Linked DNA regions of Homo sapiens: regions 2, 3, 4 and 5 are each linked to region 1. A link is a contact called in ENCODE Hi-C or POLR2A ChIA-PET data. All regions are on one chromosome and are shown on one strand. The core of a region is the stretch at or near the end of the contact, and the rest is flanking DNA. Distances in the headings are between cores, read along the strand shown. Region 1 holds the start of REPIN1 (replication initiator 1). Region 2 holds the start of PDIA4 (protein disulfide isomerase family A member 4). Region 3 holds the start of ZNF425 (zinc finger protein 425). Region 4 holds the start of ZNF398 (zinc finger protein 398). Region 5 overlaps RHEB (Ras homolog, mTORC1 binding).

What was found. A loop is a pair of places that touch in the nucleus more often than their neighbours do. ChIA-PET counts read pairs that join two places held with the same protein, here RNA polymerase II (POLR2A). Pooled maps may share reads with other maps.
Region 2: a loop to region 1 is called in a pooled map, with 17 times the contacts of the local background. The contact joins the promoter of PDIA4 here to the promoter of REPIN1 in region 1. A Hi-C loop is called at or near these places in 2 of 37 single-sample maps with no recorded cell type and 11 of 50 pooled maps.
Region 3: a pooled map shows a loop between it and region 1 (5-fold over the local background). The contact joins the promoter of ZNF425 here to the promoter of REPIN1 in region 1. A Hi-C loop is called at or near these places in 1 of 37 single-sample maps with no recorded cell type and 6 of 50 pooled maps. POLR2A ChIA-PET finds 5 or more read pairs at or near these places in 1 of 52 experiments (OCI-LY7).
Region 4: a loop to region 1 is called in a map with no recorded cell type, with 5 times the contacts of the local background. The contact joins the promoter of ZNF398 here to the promoter of REPIN1 in region 1. A Hi-C loop is called at or near these places in 4 of 37 single-sample maps with no recorded cell type and 6 of 50 pooled maps.
Region 5: a loop to region 1 is called in a pooled map, with 8 times the contacts of the local background. The contact joins the enhancer-like site here to the promoter of REPIN1 in region 1. A Hi-C loop is called at or near these places in 1 of 37 single-sample maps with no recorded cell type and 3 of 50 pooled maps. POLR2A ChIA-PET finds 5 or more read pairs at or near these places in 1 of 52 experiments (GM12878).

What each region holds. Positions count from the first base shown.
Region 1 is chr7:150,366,997-150,371,103 of GRCh38, reverse strand. It overlaps REPIN1 (replication initiator 1), which reads right to left and starts at 2,282. Exons shown (of 3, transcript NM_001099695.2): 1 at 2,163-2,282; 2 at 1,236-1,433. The coding sequence starts at 1,392. REPIN1-AS1 (REPIN1 antisense RNA 1) reads left to right here. Exons shown (of 4, transcript NR_183429.1): 2 at 1-26; 3 at 248-399. RefSeq lists enhancers at 294-1,098, 1,099-1,904, 1,905-2,709, 2,749-2,808 and silencers at 1,369-1,518, 2,029-2,498.
Region 2 is chr7:149,026,727-149,030,833 of GRCh38, reverse strand. It overlaps PDIA4 (protein disulfide isomerase family A member 4), which reads left to right and starts at 2,329. Exons shown (of 10, transcript NM_004911.5): 1 at 2,329-2,513. The coding sequence starts at 2,426. RefSeq lists silencers at 1,837-2,416, 2,487-2,556, 2,647-2,696 and enhancers at 2,021-2,614, 2,615-3,209.
Region 3 is chr7:149,125,031-149,129,137 of GRCh38, reverse strand. It overlaps ZNF425 (zinc finger protein 425), which reads left to right and starts at 2,814. Exons shown (of 4, transcript NM_001001661.3): 1 at 2,814-2,942. The coding sequence starts at 2,925. It also overlaps the pseudogene RN7SL521P and a transcript of ZNF398 not described here. RefSeq lists enhancers at 1,835-1,884, 2,548-3,099, 3,100-3,651, 3,899-4,107 and silencers at 2,045-2,484, 3,216-3,389.
Region 4 is chr7:149,145,268-149,149,374 of GRCh38, reverse strand. ZNF398 (zinc finger protein 398) reads right to left here and starts at 1,922. Exons shown (of 6, transcript NM_170686.3): 1 at 1,609-1,922. The coding sequence starts at 1,632. LOC107986856 (a long non-coding RNA gene) reads left to right here and starts at 2,014. Exons shown (of 2, transcript XR_007060581.1): 1 at 2,014-2,392; 2 at 3,023-4,107. RefSeq lists silencers at 1,008-1,057, 1,198-1,347, 1,642-1,813, 1,478-2,117 and enhancers at 1,423-1,996, 2,428-2,477, 2,571-3,144, 3,145-3,718, 3,719-4,107.
Region 5 is chr7:151,471,057-151,475,163 of GRCh38, reverse strand. RHEB (Ras homolog, mTORC1 binding) reads left to right here. Exons shown (of 8, transcript NM_005614.4): 5 at 3,559-3,615; 6 at 3,723-3,770. Among named protein-coding and RNA genes, the nearest start is that of CRYGN, 33 kb to the right of the region's middle. RefSeq lists an enhancer at 1,839-2,098 and a silencer at 3,319-3,368. Within about 2 kb of position 2,228, at least 5 of the 41 ENCODE cell types and tissues checked have a DNase peak (open chromatin) inside an H3K27ac peak, as active enhancers do; they include GM12878, where a contact is called at or near this core.

The DNA of each region.
Region 1 (4,107 bases), core at 1,033-3,532:
AGACTACTCTCCTGTTTCCTTGTGTGGTATGTATTATTTCAATCTTGGGTTTTTAGATAACATTTCAAGGATGTTTGTCTTATGTCTTTGTTGCCCTGGAAACTTCCAGAAGGGAGGGACTCTGATACTAGAATCCCCCTCATGGCAGCTACCCCAGTGTCAGACAGGGAGTAAATGCTCCAGTGCTGAATGCACAAACATTCCTGCCACAGGACTCACCAGAAAATGTGGCCACTGCTCCCTACAGTGCCTTATGCTGCCCTCTCCCTGTGTCTGCTGTTTCCTATGCCACATCCGAGCTGCACAGCAACTCTGAGAAGCTGGACAAACAGACACTGAGCTCCCTGTTTAACAGATGAAGCAACTGTGAGACATCAAAGATGACGAGACCTGCCCAAGGTGACACAGTAAGCCAACAGCAGAATCAAGACTAGGGAACAGGTCTTTAAACTCCCAGGCCAGTGTTCTTTCCTCTAAAGCGCCTGGGTTTGCAAAGATCTCAGAGAAAAAGGTGTCTATAGCTTTTCATTCCTAGCCCCACAGGGGAGGCACTTTCAGCATCACTAACTGCAGTCTCCGTAGGAGGCTGGAGGACAAGTGAGAACAGCCCTTCTCGGGGAACAGGAGCAGAGCCCTGGGTGCTACTCCCGGCAGTCTAACGCCAGACCACCGCCTGCCCAGACTGTGCCCCCATTCTGCCCGCCTGCCCTCTTCCACCCACACAAATTAGGACATTGCAGGAAGGAAGGCTCTCCCTGAATCCAAGGAACACCCACAGCCTGCTGCCCTCGGGGCCTGATCACCGGCTCTGCCTCCCTCGGGGTGCTGGAGATTACTGGGGCAATAGAAGGGGAGGGAAGATGAGACTGCAATCTCAGTCCCCTGCCCGGTCCTGCCCCAACCTCGCCAGGGGCTGCCCCATGTTCAGCTCTTCCACAGCTCAGGGGAGCCCAGATTCCTGCACAGGAGCCTCCTCCGCGGAAGGAGGAAGGAAGCAGTTAGGCTCCTAAGGGCCCTTCTGTGCCTGCTCACAAGCTCCAGACACATCCTTCTAAATTCCCTAGAGCGCACTCTCTCTTCTCAGGGAACACAAAGGTCACTCATTCCCAGTGTCAGACTGTGCACAGGGAAGACCCCAGGATATGAGAAAGGGCCATTTCCTTCCGCCGGGATGGGGACGCCCGTGCACCCCTGTTGTGGCGTGGTTTGGGAGCACAGCAAAGGCCAGACTCTACCCTGGAGACTGCAGAGCTGGGGATGAGGCTTTTTCCAGCTCCTCTTGGGGATGTTCCTGGGGATACTTCCGCGGCTGCAGCGCCTGCTTCGGCCCACACTCCGGTAGCCCCCAGGTGTTAGAGAAAACTGCAGTAATAAAGACACCCCTATCCCCATGGCAGAGCTCAGACCTCTGACTGCAGAGAGGCCAGCCTTACCTGTGGGGAGGGAAGAGAAAACAGAAGTGAGGCTCTGAGCTCCTCTAGGGCAGTCAGCTTTGTGTCCTCACCAGCCACAACCCCTCCCCCCACAAAGCCACACGCACCAGCCATAAGCCCCACATCCTGCCTGGCAGAGTGACCTTAATGGACATTGGATTAATAAATGAATGTGCCCCTTCAACAAGGAAGCACACTGCTGTCTTTCGGGGTCACTTTCTTCCCTGGTAAGGTCACGGAACGAATTCTCCATTCTGTGGCCAGAGTCTGGGCTTTCCCTGATGGCCAAAGGCCGGCCTATGGCAGGAACTCTGGAATCCCTGCTGGCTCCCCTTCCCCCAGCCTCCTCCCGACAGGAATTCCAGGCCTATTTCCCATGGGGCTGCGCAGGGCCAGCTGGTGTGACCACGACTCCGTCAGAATCCCCTTCCGCATCGCGGCTGGCCGCGGGTGGCAGAAGCCCCACACCGCCCTTTTGTACTGATGCGTGTCCTCCGTCCACGCTCCCGGGCACACGGGTCCCGTTCTTGCGAGTGAGCCATTTCGGGTCCCACGCACGGCGCAGCTCGCGGAGCCTGTGCGCAGGTGCGCTCCCCCACCCCCGCAGATCCAGCAGCGTCCCCCCCCGCGCACTCACACACGGTCGCGCACACTCACGGTCACGCGCCCCGCAGGTGGAGCGGCCCCCCGCGGGCCCGCGGTGGCCCCGCGCCCCTGCCCCGGCCGTACCTCTGCGGCGGGCTGTGCAGGGACGCGGCGCCCGTCCATGGAGCCCGAAGGCCGGCCTCCGCGGCCCACTCTCGCTCCCCGCCCCGCCGCGGCGACAGCGGCAGGTTCGAGTTCACAACTGCCAGGCCCGTCCCCAACCTCCCCCCGCCGGGTTCCCAGCGCCACGTGACTACAGGAGCTGCCGAGGGTCAGTCGCCGGCTCCCGCGGCCGCGGCCTGGGGGCGGGGAGGGACTGCCGGGGCCGGGGCGCGGGCGCCCCCGCCAAGAGCGGGCCGGGTCACTCAAGCCACTGCCGCGCCAGGGCGGCAGGCCTCGGAGGGTCGGACTCCGTTGCCATGGCGACCACCAGCCCGGGTTTCTCTGGGACTGGCCGGAGCTCAAGTTTCCCGACCCTTTGTCCCTGCGGAGCACGCGCGTCCCCGGGCGACCGCGTGGCTGGCCTATGGTCACCGGGGTGTTCGGCCTTAGCTGCCTTATGAGAGGCTGGGAGCCCGTCGGGAGACTTCAAAGAGGGCTCCGGCAAGCCCCCGGAGCGTCGTTGCCCGGGCCTTTCTCAGGCCGCGCACCCCGGCCGCAGTGCGGACGCTTGCGGCCGCGGCGGTCCCGGGACGGCGGTGGCGCACCTGGAAGGCCCTAGCTTCCGATTTGTTCCAAAGTGGAGCACAAAAAGGCCCGATCCTGCGAACTTTGAAAAGGCCTCTCTTCACTCTTTTCTAGAAATTAAGAAAGAGCAGAAGTTGCTGGGCTTCCTCTGGCTGCGGGCCAAGCGTGGGGCGACGGCCGAGGTGGCCGTTGGCGCACGTGGGGCATTTCGCTTGGAAAGGCTCAGCAGCCTGTGTGGCGTCTGCGGTGGCAGGTGCGAGCCTGTGCCCATGACTCACCCACTAGCAGGTGGCCCTGGCTTTCCAAACTAAACACTTCCTGGGGTTTCCAGGGTAGTACAATTTCATGTACTTTCATGCTTTTCAACACAGGCAATTTTTGAATTGTATAATTAGTCGTAAAAATACTTTTTAAATCTATTGCATAAATAGGAAATAGGGGAACATAAAACTCAGTTTTACCTCGTAGAGTCAATTACATTTAATATTTTGGTATGTTGCCTCCGGTGTTTTCTCTACGTATATCCATGGCATGTCTGGCATAATTGGAATAATGCCTTGCGAAGATGTATTCTGCCTTCTTCACTTAACACGATCTTGTGAATTTTCTTCCATTTTATTAGATATTCTTTTAAACATGATTATTTATGGCTGTATAAAAGGAATATATTTTTTAAATGTTTTCTAAATTATCTTCCAGGAAAACGTATTAGTTTTCCCTGAGAAATGCCCATTTTCCATATACTTGACAACACAGACTTTTTTAAAAAAAAAATTTAGTTTGAAATGGTTATTTCTCATCTTTTGTACTTGCATTTCTTAGAGTACTAGTTAGCTGGATTGTTTTTTCACATGGTTATTTTTTGCCAGTTTTATTTTCTCTTGTGAATTTGTTTATGTCCATTTGCCCACTTTTCTATTTGCCCATTTTAAAAGTTGGGGAGTTGGTTTATTGTTTGGGGGGCACTCATAAAGTACAGGTATTAAAGACTTGTCATGTTTGTTGCAGACGTGTTTCCTCGTACTTGTTAACTTTTTTTTTTTTTTTTTTTGAGACAGGGTTTCACTCTGTCACCAGAGCTGGAGTGCAGTAGCACTATCATGGCTCACTGAAGCCAGGACTTCCTGAGCTCAAGCAATCCTCCCACCTCGGCCTCTGAGTAGCTGGGACTACAGGATCACATCACCACATCCAGCTAATTATTTTATTTTAATGTTTTTCTTCTGTAGAGATGGGGTCTCACTGTGTTGCCCAGGCTGGTCTCAAACGATCCTCCCGCCCCAGCCTCCCAAAGTGTTGGGATTACAGATGTGAACCACTGCATCCGGCCTACCTTTTCAGT
Region 2 (4,107 bases), core at 1,080-3,579, 1.3 Mb after region 1:
ATGGAGTCTCACTATGTCGCCCAGGCTGGAGTGCAGTGGCGCAATCCCAGCTCACTGCAACCTCCGCTTCCAGGGTTCAAGTGATTCTCCTGCCTCCTCAGCCTCCCAGGTGGCTGGGATTACAGGCACGCGCCACCATGCTCAGCTAATTTTGTATTTTTAGTAGAGACAGGATTTCACCACGTTGGCCAGGCTGATCTGGAACTCCCCACCTCTCATGATCCGCCTGCCTCAGTCTCCCAAAGTGCTGGGATTACAGGAGTGAGCCACTGTGCCCGGCCTCATATCTATGATTTGACAGACAGCCTCTCTACGCTTACAACAACCAACTGTGGAGATCTTGGATATAGTCATGGAAGTATCATTTCTCATCTCTCTCCATTCTGACCCTCAACACAGTGCTGTTTGTACCCATAACAAAATTGAGTGAAAAATTTAGGGATAAAGAGAAAGGAGCTTTCCAACTTGATAAAGTTCTGTTTTGTTGAATGAACTTCTATAGCTATACCCTAAATGCTTTCAAAAAGAACATTGTTACTTTAATGTCACAAGATATATGTGTGTTTATACACATATACAGACAGCACTTCAAGAGCCTTCTTCCTATCTTTGTATCAACAAAAGGCCAGTGAAATTGTGTTTCTCCCACCACTGAGCAAATGGGGTCCTCATTCCTCTCAGTTTAACAGTGTCATAGGAAACAAGAAGAAAGATGAGAACTCTGACTTGTCTTTTTGAAGAACAGGTCTATCTTTAACATGATATTAAGGCTGGGCACGGTGGCTCACACCTGTAATCCCAGCACTTTGGGAGGCCGAGGTGGGTGGATCACTTGAGGTCGGTCAGGAGTTTGAGACCAGCCAGGCCAACGTGGTGAAACCCTGTCTCTACTAAAAATATAAAAATTAGCAGGGAGTGGTGGCGGGCGCCTGTGGTCCCACCTACCCGGGAGGCTGAGACAGTAGAATCACTTGAACCCAGGAGGCGGAGGTTGCAGTGAGAGGAGATGGCGCCACTGCATTCCAGCTTGGGTGACAGAGCAAGACTCTTGTCTCAAAAAATAAAATAACATGATACCGAACTGTCTGGTGGCCCACATTCATAGCACTCTAATAAATCAGTGTGTACAGTTGCATAATGTTCTGCCCTACAAAATTGACCAGGAACCATCAGATTAATAGGCATTCAACAAAAAAATTAAGTATTTTTAATTGCTAAGGTCTGTGAGTTATCCCTTTTTTCTTCCTCACGTAATAATCTGCACACACGAGAAAATATTCCTGAACTTGAGTTTCTATTTTTTTTCTTTTCCCTATTTGCCTTCTCAAACTCCCAGGTGTTAAAAAAAAGTCTCAAACTTAATGCACATTACAGGCTTCTTTTCTGACATACAAAAATCGTCATCTTAACCTAGTTTTCTTCTCCAAAGTGGTCAAGAGGGAAAACCTCAAGCTTTTATTCAGATCTATGTAAACCACTAGATTGCCTATCTGGTATTTCCTTTTGCAGAAAATCACTAGAAAACTAAATAAGACGAGGCAAAGTTTAGACAAGAATCTGATGGCTTGTTTCTCCGAGATGCAACCTTGGAGAGAGGCTTCCCCAGATTCTAGTCTGGATTCACTTTACTGCATGCTCTTCCCCGCTCTCTAGCTCAATACTCCGGAGAGAAATGAAACTTTTATTTGCTCGAGCAGAAAAAGAAATTAAGAAGGCCACGAACATGCAGCGGACTTGGAGCCCCTTTCTAGCAACAAACAGGCTCGTGCTCCTCCGCCCGCGTTGGTCTCCAGCTTCCCAGAGCCCCGGCGGGTTGCGAGGACCGCCCTGCTCGCCACTGCTCCCCACCGCTCCGGTACCGACACGTGTTCTTACTGCCAAGTTCGGCCGCAGGATGCTGAGCCGAGCCCCGCCCCGCTCCACATTTCCCAGGCTCCGCCTCTCCTGCCCCGCCCCCGGCACCGATTGCCAATAGCGCCCCGAGGCGTAGCCAGGTCCCGCACTCCCCGTGCCCGGCCCGCCGCCTTTGTTCTCCCCCGCTCTCCCTCTTGGCCTGTGCGCTCCCGGCAAACCGAGTGGCAGCCGCTGATTGGTGGTTGTGGCGCAGCCAATCAGAAGGGGGCACCTCACGTTAGGGCTCGGAGTTTTAAACGCGCAGCCGAGGGCCGCGCGCAGGAGTAGGGAGGGCCTAGGGCGGCGGAGCCGACTCGTCGCGGCCGAGGCGCGCGCGGTCCGTGCCGGCGTCAGTCTGGGATTGGCCGGCCCGCGACTTCCTCCGCCCCCTGCCAATCGCCGGGGACGACTTCCGTGGGTTTTTCCGGCTCCCCCGCGTCGCTAAGGAGCGACGGGCTGTCGGCCAGACCCCGAGTTCTCGGTGCGCTCAGCGGCCGCCGACGCTAGGAGGCCGCGCTCCGCCCCCGCTACCATGAGGCCCCGGAAAGCCTTCCTGCTCCTGCTGCTCTTGGGGCTGGTGCAGCTGCTGGCCGTGGCGGGTGCCGAGGGCCCGGACGAGGGTGAGCGGCAAGCGCGCCGCGGGTCGGGCTGTGCTTGCGGGGGCTGCAGAGCTGTGCGGGGGCCTGGGCCCTGCGACCCCGGCGGGCGGGCTTCCGCGCGGTCAGCTCCAGAACTAGTGATGGGCGCCGAGCCCGGGGTAAACTTGGCGGAGTTGAAGGGGCGGGGGCGGTGGCTGTGGCAGTGGCAGGATCGATTTGGGGTTCCCGGGAGAGGAAGGTGGCCGGGGTCTCTTGGGCTCCGACGCCCTGGAAGACCCCTGTCACCCGAGGCTGGGAGAGGGCTGCAGAGCGCCTTTTTTGCAGCTGGGTCCTTCGCCTTAATTTACAGATTTTCGTCAGGTCCAGGCTAACTCCAGGCGAACGCGCCCAGGCAGTGGGAAGGGAGAGGGAGAGCCACTGGAGAGAAGGGGCGAGGGCGTGAAGAAACAAGTGCGAGTTCTTTGGAACAGCAAGCATTCCTTTTCAAAATGTGGTCTGTAGATTTGGAAATGATTAATCCATAGATTCTGGAGAAAGGGATGGCTTGGTTTGCACCTTTGAGAAACTAGAGATACCATTCCTTCTGCATTTAGCATTTACTGTGTGCCAGTCCCTGTACTGGGTTCTGGGAGGAAAAGATTGTGAGTGTGGTCCCTGCCCATGAAGCGCGTACTCCAGTAGGAATAGTAACAACTACTTCATGGTCCCTGCATTTTTCTTCGAAGTGAGCTAGCTGCAGACATAAGAACTCTGAAGATTAGGAAGTGCTAATTAAGGAAAAGTTGTTATTCCTAGAGAATAAGGCATCCAGGTACTGGTCTTTACCTTCTTCCTCTCTGCCCTTACTTTTAATCACTAGCTTTTTAACCTTCTGAGTTTGTTCTAATATAAATATACACTCTTTGATAATGTTAGTGTGTAGGGAAATCGTGAACTTTATACTCTTTCAAACAGATTGAGTAACTTCTGCGTGGGTCACTGATTCAAAAAGAGTCTTTGCCCAAATAGAAAAGGAAGTAAAAACCCACACTCGGCGAGAAAAACACCTGCCGAAAGGAATCCGATAGCGGGACTGCTTACAAATTGTGTCTTGAGACCTTTACCCAAATCATGTTTGTTTAAATAGTGTTTATTTAAATACAGATACCCAAAATACACTGAAGCAGAATGCAGGGGTGGGCCCCGGAATCTGCGTTTTAAGTCAGTTTTCCCTTGAGACATAGAATTAACTTCGGGAGGCACAGTGAAAGTTGAGGACCAGTGTGGGTGGAAGATGCTTTTTGGAACATAGCGGAAAAGCATATAGCACTGTCTTGGTTTTGATCCAGTGATTCTGTTTTTGGGGGGATTCTTGAGAGGCCTGGGAGAGTGGCTTTAGGAGCTGTTAGGACCAGCAAGTTTATCCTTCCGGTCAGAGGTCTTTAACACAGAAGAGTCCCTGGGAAGCAGTTGCTCCTAGGGTGAGCCTAGGAATCCCAGGGGTCATCATGGCCAAGGGCAGGCCTCCTGGGACTTCTAGCTCCGTTTTTTTTTTTTTTTTTCCTAGATAAGGTTACGCATTGTTGCCCAGGCTTGAGTGCACTGTCCTGATCATGGCTTACTTAAGCCTCAAACT
Region 3 (4,107 bases), core at 1,565-4,064, 1.2 Mb after region 1:
CTTTGCAGTATATATTATATATTTATATGAAAATATAGGGCCAGGCACAGTGGCTCATGCCTGTAATCCCAGCACTTTGGGAGGCCGAGGTAGGTGGATCACGAGGTCAAGAGTTGAAGACTAGCCTGGCCAACATGGTGAAACCCCATCTCTACTAAGAATACAAAAATTAGCCCAATGTGGTGGCACATACCTGTAATCCCAACTACTTGGGAGGCTGAGGCAGGAGAATCGCTTGAACCTGGGAGGCGGAGGTTGCAGTGAGCCAAGATCACACCACTCTACTCCAGCCTAGGCAACAGAGCAAGACTACGTCTGGAAAAAACCCAACAAACAAACAATATATATATATATATAATTTTATTTTATTTTATTTTATTTTTTTGAGACAGAGTCTCCCTCTGTCTTCCTCTCTCACCCAGGCTGTAGTGTCAGCACAATCTGTGCTCACTGCAACCTTCGCCTCCCAGGCTCAAGTAATCCTCCCACCTCTGCCTCCCAAATAGCTGAGATTAACGTCTTTGCCACTGTGCTGACAAAATCTTGTATTTTCTGTAGAGATGGGGTTTCGCCATGTTGCCCAGGCTGGTCTTCAACTCCTGTGCTCAGGCAATCCTACTGCCTCAGCCTCCCAAAGTGCTGGGATTACAGACGTGAGCTACTGCGCCCGGCCAGAGAATCTAGCACCTTTTAAAGGTTTAAATAGGAAATTTTTGCCATCTAAAGACAGTCACTATGAGACATCCTAAGAATCTTGGTCTCCACAACCCCTTATCTTAACCCAGACACTCCTTTCTATGAACCTGGTCTTCAGATAGCCAATTGCCAATCAGAAAATCGCTGAATCCGCCTGTGACCTGTAAGCACCGCTTGGAGTTGTCCCGCCTTTCCTGACAGAACCAGTGTACACTTTACATGTATTGACTGATGTCTTAAGTCTTCCCAAAACGTGTAAAATCAAGCTGTAACCCAACCACCTTGGATACATGTTCTTAGGACCTCTTCAGACAGTACCTTGGCCTTCCTCACTCATATTTGGCTCAGAATAAACTTCTAAATATTTTACAGTTTGACTCTTCGTAAACATGGATGAATCACAAAAGCATTACGCTTTTGAGGAGCCAGTCACAAAAGGTTATATCATACTGTATGATTCCATTTATATACCATTTCTAAAAAGAGAAAACTAGGTTTCAAGAGCAGATCAGTCCTTGCCAAGGATCCAGGTGTCGGAGGGAGTGACCATAAAGCAAATGAAGCACAGAAGAGAATGGCAGCACAAGGAGTTTCAGGGTGGGACAGGGCTCTTCCGTATCCTGGTTACAGTGGTTACTACACGTATACATACATATGTGAAAATTCATAGAACTTTACACCCAAAGAAACGTTAGTTTTTTTGTTTGTTTGTTTTTGGTTTTTTTGAGATGGAGTCTCCCTCTGTCGCCCAGGCTGGAGTGCAGTGGCGCGATCTCGGCTCACTGCAAGCTCCGCCTCCCGGGTTCACGCCACTCTCCCGACTCAGCCTCCCTAGGAGCTGGGACTACAGGCGCCCGCCACAACGCTCGGCTATTTTTTTTTTTTTTTTTTTTGTATTTTTAGTAGAGACGGGGTTTCGCCGTTAGCCAGGATGGTCTCGCTCTCCTGACCTCGTGATCCGCCCGCCTCCGCCTCCCAAAGTGCTGGGATTACAGGCGTGAGGCACCGCGCCCATCCGAAACGTTAGTTTTAATGTAAGGTTTTTTTTTTTTAACCCTTTAATCAGTAAGGTGCATCTACATTTCACGATTCCGGGACAAATACAGATGTGCACACGCTCCTCAGCCTATGCAGGGACTACTTTCTCATGGACATCCTTTCTAACTACACACTTTTCATTTGTTACTTTAGCCTGACACCTAAAACATGACTAGGACAGAATGCGAGGTTGATTTTCTGGGGACAGTCGCCACCCCCTTCCTTGCCCTCTCTCTCCTTTCTGTCTCTCCCTGGTTTCCCCTTCTGCGTCTTCCCACCTCTCCCGTTTTTGCGTCTTCGTGTTTCTCACGCCCTGTGTCATGGCCTCCTCCGTCTTCTCCCGCTCTGTCACAGTCTCCCGCCGGGGGCTAGGGGTGCCCGGCCCGCATCCCTGGGCGACCCTGAGTCCCCGCAGGCGGCCCCGAGGCCGGGGTGGCTTCCGCATGGGGTCTCTGCCCGAGGCCTTTCTCTGCCAAGGAGGGAGTGTGGACGCTCGGGGAGCCCAGAAGGGCGCTGCACCCACGGGGACCGGACGTGGTGGGCGGACCCCTCCTCCGCGTCCCCGACGGGACATGCCCGGGGCCCACACGGCCTCCGCGCCCCCGGCGGGACGGACACCCCGGGCCACCGCGCGCCCCCCACCACCTACCCGGCCTCGCTGGATTCCCGGGACCCCCTCACAAACGAAACCCTCGAGCTCATCCCTGACTTGGGGGCAGCTTTGGAAGGAACAGCACCGGACTCTCACCCTCTCGCTGCCTCTCAGTCCGGGTTTCTGTGGAGCGCGTCTCCCAGTCGCTGTCCCTACTCTCTCCCTGTTCCTGCTCTCTCCATGTTCACCTGCCCCTCCGTTTCCCCTCCCGTCAGCTCCCTCATCTCGTCTTCGACCGCATCCCTCGCATGCAGATCCGGGAGTCCAAGGGTCCCTCAAAGACCGGCGTGCTGCGGCCCGCACGGAGGGTGCCCGGGCCCCTCCTCTGAGGACCGACTCCCTCTGGCGGCGCCGCTCCTCCCGCCCGCAGGGGGCGCTATGGGGCGGAGCGGCTTCCGCTTCCGAGCGCCGAGTCCCAGCATGCACCGCGCCCGGCCGGCTCTGCCTTTGGGGGCCAGCAGGGCTGTACCTGGGAGTTGGGTTGGGGCGGAGCGGAGGGGAGGCCGTGCCAGGCAGGGCCGGTTCGTGCGGAACCGCCATGGCCGAGCCGGCTTCGGTAAGAAGGGCCGGTGGAGGATGCAGGCTCTGTCGAAACTCGGGTCCCTGTCGCAGCTGGATTGGGGTCCGCGTCCAGGGAGTGGGGCGGCCGGGGCCTGGGCCTGGGGGTTGGCAGTGGCCCACGGACTGAGCTCCGGGCTGGGCTGGAGAAGGTGCAGTCTTGCTGCGTGTGCTGTTCTGGAATTGACCTGGGGAAAAGCTGGTCTGGCCGGGCTTGGCCGCGCGCGTCTGTGGCCCCGGCCACTCGGAAGGCTGAGGCGGGAGCAGCGCTTGAGCCCGGGAGCTCTGCGCTGTATATGCGCTAGGTCCGTCGCGCGGTGCCTCTGAGTTCTGCATCTGTGTGGTGACCTCTCGGGAGCGGGGACCACCAGGTTCCCCAGGGAGGGGGAACCGGCCCAGCTCGGAAACCGAGCAGGGCAAAACCCCAGTGCTGATCGTTAGTGGGATCGCGCCTGTGAATAGCCACTGCCCTCCAGCCTGGGCAACAGCCAGACCCCGTCTGTTTAATACATAAATAAAAGTTGGTTTGGGAGAAAGAATCCGGGTGGGAAAGATCTGTTTCTCGGCCTGTTGTAGGCTCAGATCAACAACGCTGTCCCTGCCTTCAGTGTCGGGGCTCTGAACCTCGGGGTCTCTCTGGGGCCCGTGCTCTCCTGCTGAAGGTAGTTTCAGAGAAGCACATCAGTGTTAAGCAGATGAGAAAAAGGAGAAGGAAAGCTGGAACTGAGAGAAATTGGAGACCGCTCCCTCTAGGAAAGGACAGAAAACTTAAAATGAATTGGGTGGTTAGCGTAAATCGAATTTACCGTAAATGCTGTAGTATTGTAATGTAGTATTGAAAATTTGAGCACCGGTTTTAGAGTTTGAAAGGCGTATCCTGAGGCTTAATCCAAGAAACCCTGTTACATTCAGTTAAGTATAACTTGCTTAAGTGTGCAAGTTTTTCTTGTGCCCCCAATGAAATTTTATAATCTTAGGAATGTAATGCTCCTTATTTGCATTTGATTCTTCCCTTTTGCTTCCCACTCCTTTTCCCCACCCTCCTTTGGCAGGTACAGATTCTTTTCTGATTTCTCCAAGCTTTGTTTCTACAGCCAGGCTTTCTTTTTTTCTCTCCTCTTTAAGTGATTGGGAATCTCCTGGAATATTCCTCTCTGTTCTGG
Region 4 (4,107 bases), core at 673-3,172, 1.2 Mb after region 1:
GTAGTCCCAGCTACTCGGGAGGCTGAGGCAGGAGAATCGCTTGAACCGGCAAGGCAGAAGTTGCAGTGAGCCCAGATGGCGCCACTGCACTCCAGCCTGAGGGACAGAGTGAGACTCCACCTCAAAAAATAAATAAATAAATAAATTGATGACATGTTGAAATAATATTTTGCATATATTGAGTTAGATATATAATTAAAATTAATTTCATCTATTTATTTTTTAACTTCTCAAAAATTTTTTTTATTTTAGAGACGCGGTGTGGACTGCCTCGAACTCCTGGACTCAAGTGATTCTTCCGCCTCAGCCCCCGGCCTAGCTGGGACTACAGGCGTGCACAACACAGCGCCTGGCTTTTTACTTTTTAAACGTGACGCCTAGAGAATTTAAGCAGGGGTGTCCAATCTTTTGGCTTCCCTGGGCCACACTGGAAGAACTGTCTTGGGTCACACATAAAATACTGATCATGATAGCTGATGAGCTAAAAAAAAAAAAAAAAAAAAAAAAAAAAGACAAAGAAAAAGGTCCGTGCATAAATCTCATGATGTTCTAGGAAAGTTTACGAATTTGTGTTGGGCCGCATTTAAAGCAGTCCTAGTCCGCATGCGGCCTGGGGGCCGCGGGTTGGACAAGCTTGATTTAGAGTTTTGTATGCGGCTTCCCTTATATTTCTATTAGCCAGGACTGGCACAACACAGGATCATCGCTACCATCCCACCTATACACAAAAAAAAAGGTTGGAAAAAAGAAAAACAGGTCCAAGAGTGGAGGTGGCACTTCCCTCTGCTCTACCCCCTACCCATCGCTGCTCTTCCTCCTTTTCCCAGTCACCCCTCATGTGCCAGGGTGGCTCCTGACCCAGTACAATTGCTCTCCTAGAGGTGACCAAAGACCTCTTGGGTGGCAAATGCGATCAGTGCTTTCCCCGCGGCCTGACCGTCCCCTTCTCATTCTACGGGGCTGCGTGCAGGCGCGGCCCGGTCGCCTCGGTCGCCCTGGCAACTGGCCGCTGCCGGCCCCCGCAGGCCTTGGCAAACACCCGCGAATGAACCGCCACGCACGCGAGGCCACTCCAGCCTCCGGGTCCGCACCATTCATTCGGCAGCTATTTCGGGAGGGCCTCCCGCGTGTCCCGAGTCCGGTGCCGGGAGCCCAGGCGTCACGCAGCGCGGCGGGAATGCGCCTCCGCACACTTAAATGCCGCCCGCGCCACCGCTCAGATTGCTGGTGACGAACGCTCCCGCGGCCGCGAGAATGGCTGACGGCTCCCCAGCCCAACCCCGCTGCGCGTCTGGCGGGCAGGCGTGGGGCTGACACGCAGCAGGCACCCCCTCGACTTCAACCCAACTGCAGGGCCCCGGGTCTCATAGCTGCCTGCGAGTGCCCCTCAGACCTGCGGCCCAGCCTGGTGTCCCCGGGTGGGCGGTTTCACACCCACCCGCTAAGTCCCCTCACGCGAGGCTGCAGCCGCCAAGCACGGGCGACAGGCGACGTGGCCGGCGGGACCCGAGAACGGCGCCTATGCCTGGCAGCTCCCTGCCCGCCCGCCTTCCTCCCTCGGGGTCTGGGTCTCGGGGGCTCACAACACTCGCGCGCGGCCGCCCTTACCGGGGCCGGGGCCGCCTCAGCCATGGCCCTGCGCTGTCTAGCCCGGGCCTCGGAAGTCGCCGCCGCTGCCGCCGCTGCCACCGCGCCCGGCTCCAAGCAGGCCCGGCCGCCGGGTCCTCTCCACAGGCGGCGCCGACCCGGCCCTGCCTTCCCCGCACGGACGGGACTCACGCGGCCGTCGGGGCTCGGGACGCGCAGGAACGCGGCGGAGGCGCGGTGCAGCAGGCGGCGGATCAAGCTGGGGTCGCGAGGCCGACTCCGCCGCACTCCACCCGCAGCGGCCCCTCAGCTGGCGCTTTGTGGGCAGCGAGTGCACCGGGAACCGCGCGGGCCTAGACGCGCCGCAGGCTCGCGCTGCCCAGCCACCGCGGCCAGCGCGCCCCCTGCCGGCCCCTGCGGCCAGCGCCCCCCGCGTCGCCTCCGCCCCTCCCCCCCAGCTCTTGGGCTTCGGTGTGGGGAGGGTTGTTATTTGGGGCCCACGTGTGTTCCGCTTTCTCACATTCCCACGAGAAGGTTCAGCTCACCGCAGTTTAGGACCCAGCCGCAAAGCCGGGCTCATTCTGGGGAGTGATTTTCTTCACGGAGGCTCGATACGCAGGCGCCGTCTGCAGGCAACAGCTTCTGCTGAAGGGCAGCCGTATTTAGAACAGCGGAAATGTGCAGGGTGAGAGTAAGGGGGACACGGCTGAAGGGAGCCTATGGGTGGAATGAGTGACGGAGAGGCACAATTTTGGAATGAAGAAGATATAGATCATTTGCGGAAATTACAAATGTGGTTGCCAAGGTGAGGCGGTTCAGGTCCCACGCGGCCTGTGTTGGGATCAATAATATTTTAAGGTCTCCTTCACATCTCGGATTATTGACTCTCCGGGGCCTGGTCTGGAAATAGGATTCTTAATTTTTGTTTATTTATTTATTTAGAGACGGAGTCTCACTCCGTCGCCCAGGCTGGAGTGCAGTGGCGGGATCTCGGCTCACTGCAACCGCCTTCCGGGTTCAACCGATTCTCCTGCCTTTGCCTCCCAAGTAGCTGGGATTACAGGCATGTACCACCATGCCCAGCTAATTTTTTTTTTTTTAAGTGGAGACGGGGTTTCACCATGTTGGCCAGGCTGGTCTGAAACTCCTGACCTCAAATGATCCACCCGCCTTGGCCTCCCAAAGTGCTAGGATTACAAGCGTGAGCCATTGCGCCCGGCCTTATTTATTGATTTATTTAGAGACAGTCTCCCTCTGTCGTCCAGGCTGGAGTGCAAGTGGCACAAACAAGGCTCACTGCAGCCTTAAACTGCTGGGCTCAAACGATCCTTCCCCTCAGCCTGCCCGAGCATCTTGGACTACAGGCGCAGCTACCAAGCCCGGCTAATGTTTTATTTATTTGTATTTATTTATTTACTTATTTATTTTTCTGTAGAGACAGGGTCTCGCTATGTTGCCCAAGCTGGAGGAAGTGGAATTCCTGAGAGCAGCAGAGATCGAGCTTGGGGTTACGGTTTGCTGCGTCTGAGCAAAAGGACCTGCGAGAACAGGCCGAGCGCAGTGGCTCACGCCTGTAATTCCAGCACTTTGGGAGGCCGAGGCGGGCAGATCACCTGAGTTCCAGACCAGCCTGGCCAACATGGTGAAACCCCGTCTCTACTAAAAAATACAAAAATTAGCCGGGCGTGGTGTCGTGCACCTGATATTCCAGCTGCTCCGGAGGCTGAGGCAAGAGAATCGCTGGAACCCAGGAGGCGGAGGTTGCAGTGAGCAGAGATGGCAGCACTGCACTCCACCCTGGGCGACAGAGCTAGACTCCATCTTAAAAAAAAAAAAAAAAAAAAAGGACCTGCGAGAACAAAGTGTTTTCTGGTGAGGTTGTGTTTTAAGTCAACAGAGTGTGTGTAACAGCAGTAGGTTCCTTGCCCAATGCACATAGCAAGTCTATATGCAGAGACACCAGGTTGCAGCAGAGAAAGAGGTCTAATCATAGGGCCACCTAAGGAGGAGACAGGAAGAAGCCTCACATCCATCTCTGCTAGGAATTTGGGAATTTGGGGTTAGAGTTTGTAAGGGTAATGGAGTTGACTGATTGGTGGGAGAGTGCTGGTGAAATCGTGGTACAAGGAGATGAAGAAACTACATTCTCATGCTCATCCCATTCCTCTGTGGGGGGTCTTCAAACTGGTTGAACTCAACTGTTTCACCGGAACTCGTGGTCTGAAAAACATCTTAAGCGATCCTTAAACAAAAGCCTTATGATTCTAATGTCAGAGATCCTGTCTACAGGAACAACAGGGATGCAAATCAATTCTTAGTCTGATGTCTGAAATCCTATCTATAGGAACAATAGAGATGCAAATGTCAGTATCTAGTGCCTTGTGACTATTAGCAACAAGGAAGTAGGCCGAAGTGCAGCCTGATTAATGCTTAATTATAACTATATTTCTGTCCAGAACCTGCATGCAATTTTTGTGAACCCTGTTGGGGCGGTTTCATGTGTGTGGTGATAGGATAAGC
Region 5 (4,107 bases), core at 979-3,478, 1.1 Mb before region 1:
AAAGTGTGCTCACCAAGGACCTTATGTATTTGAGAAAACACTGGCCTAGTGCAAAGCAGAGGACAAAAAGCTTGGTACTGTGTCTTCTCAGTGGCACTGTTGCAAGTTTTGACCAAGTTTCTCCTTACTAAAATGGGTGTGTTTTCTTTTGTTATATGCCTTTTACCTCAGTAACTCATAGTTTAATGAGCATTCTCAAATCTCAAACATGAGTGTGAGAAGAGTGGTGTTTTGTTTTTTAGAAACCTATATGCTGAATACACAAATATTTATGAATATACAAGAAATATGTCAGTAAAACTTTCTGAATCAACCAGTTTGTTGATCAGAATTGTCTAATCCTTTTTATTGAATTTAACCTCTATCTAAATAATAACCATTTTCATTGTTTGTGAAATAAAACAGAAGTCTCACATTATTCCTTTATATCATAAAACCCCTGTAGAATTGCTCTTTCTGAGTAAATAAAGCGAAAATACATCCTATTTCATAATTTCTAGAAATGGAAAAAAGAAACCTGCAGTTGAGAGATGTGAGATTTGGGTTTTCATTTATCCCCACTAACAACTTTGGACAAGTTACTTCACCGTACCTTTGTCGCCTGTAAATTGGGTATATTGATATAGGAGTAGATCTCTCCTATCTGAGGCAGCCGGGTTACTTACTTTAAAACATTAGTTAAGGGCCAGGCGCAGTGGCCCACACCTGTAATCCCAATACTTTGGGAGGCCGAAGTGGGCAGATCATTTGAGGTCAGGAGTTCGAGACCAGCCTGGCCAACATGGTGAAACCTCATCTCTACTAAAAATACAAAAATTACCCGGGTGTGGTGGCGGGTGCCTGTAATCCCAGCTGCTCGGGAGGCTGAGGCAGGAGAATCTCTTGAACCTGGGAGGCGGAGACTGTATCATGAGCTGAAATCATGCCATTGCACTTCAGCCTGAGCGACAAAGCAAGGCTGTGTCTCAAAAAAAAAACAAAAAAACAACACTGGTTAAAGGGAAAAAAAATCGGAAAGGTGATGTCAATCTCCAGTGTTTTGTTTTAAAGCATAAATATACATTCAGTCACTCATCTTGTGAAATTTTCAAATTGTCATCTTTGAATATGAGTTCACCCACTGCTGTTCAGTATGACTACATCCACGATTTGTCCATTATGACTTCTGGTTCGGTTTCTTCCGAGTGAGATGCTTGGGAAACAGTCTACACCTCAACTATTTAGATTGCTGTGATTTTCCCCACCAGTCTTTTTCAGTTGGTTTGGCACACCTTATTAAGGAGCACCGTTTTTAGTAGATCAACTCACAGTATTCAACTTCTAGTTTTCAGACAAACAAAACTCTGTCTACACATACTTCAAAAGTTTGCAACATAAATTATGACTATGATGAATTTAACTGGCATAAGTGGGTTTGGGAACAAATGGGGCTGTTTTAAATAATGCCTTTTTTTTCTAGTAGCTCGTAGTTTAATCAGCATTCTCAAATTTGAGACATGAGGGAGTATGAGAAGAGTGGTGTTTTGTTTTTTAGAAATCTGTATGCTGAATACACAAATATTTATGAATATCCAAGAAATACGTCAGTAAAACTTTCCGAATCAACCAGTTTGATTCAGAAAATCAGTGATCTCAAGAAATTTAGCCACTTAGAACAGTACACATTTATGATCTCACAGTTTTTGTGGGTCAGGAATCTGGGTGTGGCCTAGCTGTGTCCTCTGCTTCAGTCTCTCAGAGCCACAGTGTGGGTATCAGCAGGGGCTGCAGTCCCATCTGAAGGCTTGCCTGGGGGAAGATGTTTCCCAGCGTGTTCACGTGGCTCTTGACAGGGTTGAGTTTCTTGCAAGTTGTTGGACTGAGCTTCTTAGTTCCTTGCTGGCCGCTGGCCTGAGGCTGCCCTCTGCTCCTTGCCAGGTGCTTCACTTCATTGGGGCAGGTGCACAAGAGAGCCAGGGAATTTCCTGCATGACAAGCCACTGTCTTTTATAACCTAACCGCAAAAGGGACATTCCATCACCTTTGCCATATTCTGTTCATTAGACGCACGTCACTAGGTCCATGCAGGGAGATGACACACAGTGTGGCCACTAGGAGAGCAGGAGATCTGGGAGCCGGCTCCAAGCTGCCTGCCACACAGTCCTAGTTCTTTCAGCTGTTTCTCACGTGACAGGGTACTGTATTTTTGCCCAAGTGGCGACACTTTTAAAGATAGGCAAATACAGCATGCGGAGGAAACCGTGGTTCTGTAATGCAACCGCAGGTCCTTAGGACACCCATATCCCATTTGTTGACCCACAGCGAGCTTGTAGGGGGGTTAAATTTCATTTTTGTTTTTATCAAATGACAGCACACATCGTTTAAAATAGCACAGTGTGTAATTCATTCAACAAGCTAACTTATTCTGAAGCTTGTGATGCAATCATGAACAAAGCAGACAAATCCCTGCCCTTGCGGACCTATTATTTCTGGTGTGGGAGACAAACAGTAAAACGACACACATGCGAGATAGGATGTCTGTGACCATGCTGCCAAGAAAAATAAAGTACGGAAGGGGTAAGAAATGGAAAGGAAATTTGTCATTTAGGGTAAACAGAAGAGGTGTAAGAAGTGACATTTGAGGCTGGGTGTGGTGGCTCACGCCTGTAATCCCAGCACTTTGGGAGGCCGAGGCAGGCGGATCACGAGGTCAGAAGTTTGCGGCTTGAGAGTCACTGGGGCCGAGTAAAGATGGCCACCCATCAGAGGATGTTGAACCAGGCACCGTCCATCTGCTGCAGCAGAGTCCTCTGGTTGCTGTGCTGAGCAGGGGTGGCGGGGAAGGGTTGGGGCTGTGGAACTGATGCAGGCAGACTTGGGCCAGGAATTCACACCTCAGCGGCAGCAGTGGAGGGGAGTGAGAAGCCGTCAGATTCTAGGTAGGATTTGAAAGTAGAGCCAGTGATGTGCTGGCAGATGTTTGCATGGGTTTTTTGGGGGAGGGTGGAAAATGATTTGTGGCCATTTGCCAGCAGTCAGTGGTATAAATAATCCTGCTGTGGCAGATTTCAAGTGATCATTATGACATCTCAGATCCCCTTCCCGGTGAGAGCCACCTCCATCCTAGAGTCATCGGCTCATTGATCTGATTGAAAGCCAAGAGATACTGGCATCACCCAGAGAATGTATGTACCTAGGAAAGAACACAGGAGCAGGCTGAATGTACTAGGGCACTCTAGGAAAAGCTGTTCAAGTTGTAATGTAAACAGTTGGTTCTTTGCTGAATGAGTTGGGTGATTAAAATTTGCATTTATGTGGTTTCTCAGCCCAGTGGTAGGCTTTCCGTTTGAATGCCTTACCTGTTTCACTTTGAATATCCTCAGTCAGGGTTGCTGAGTGTCAGATGTATGCACATGTGAATGGATTGCTAGGAAAAAACAGGAGTTCTTTGTGTTCATTTTATGTTATGTTAAAATGGTGAGTCTGTGACATTTTACATTTTTCCAGCTGGCAACATAACATACATTTAAAAACTTCAACATTAAAATGGATGTCTAATTTATACTTTTTGTTTTATAGTTTTGAAGTGATTAAAGTTATCCATGGCAAATTGTTGGATATGGTGGGGAAAGTACAGTAAGTAGTACCATTTTATCTGCTTGTTAGAGAAACTTCTTTTAATAGTATCTTCTGAGCAATACAATCTGGCACTTACTGGTTTGTCTTTTTTTTCTTACAAATAGAATACCTATTATGTTGGTTGGGAATAAGAAAGACCTGCATATGGAAAGGTATGTAGCTTTTATAAAGTCAAATCTAAGATGATTTAGTCACTGAAGTATCATTTTAATTATTGTTCTGATGTCAAGAATATTTTTAGCTGTAGCATTTTTATCCGTTCAGAGGTGTTATGGTCGTGTGCAGCAGAAGCAAAAGTGGAATAGAAATCTCACATTCCTCTAGAAAAGAGAGAGCAAACTTTATAGGAAACTACCTTTAGGTTATCTGCCACTTTGCATAAAGCAAATTCTAAAAAGACATAGTGCTCATTTATGCAGCAAGTGGTTTTTGAGTACCAGGGTTTGGGATTACAGTGAGGAGCAAAGGAGGCAGATGTCCCCTGCCCAG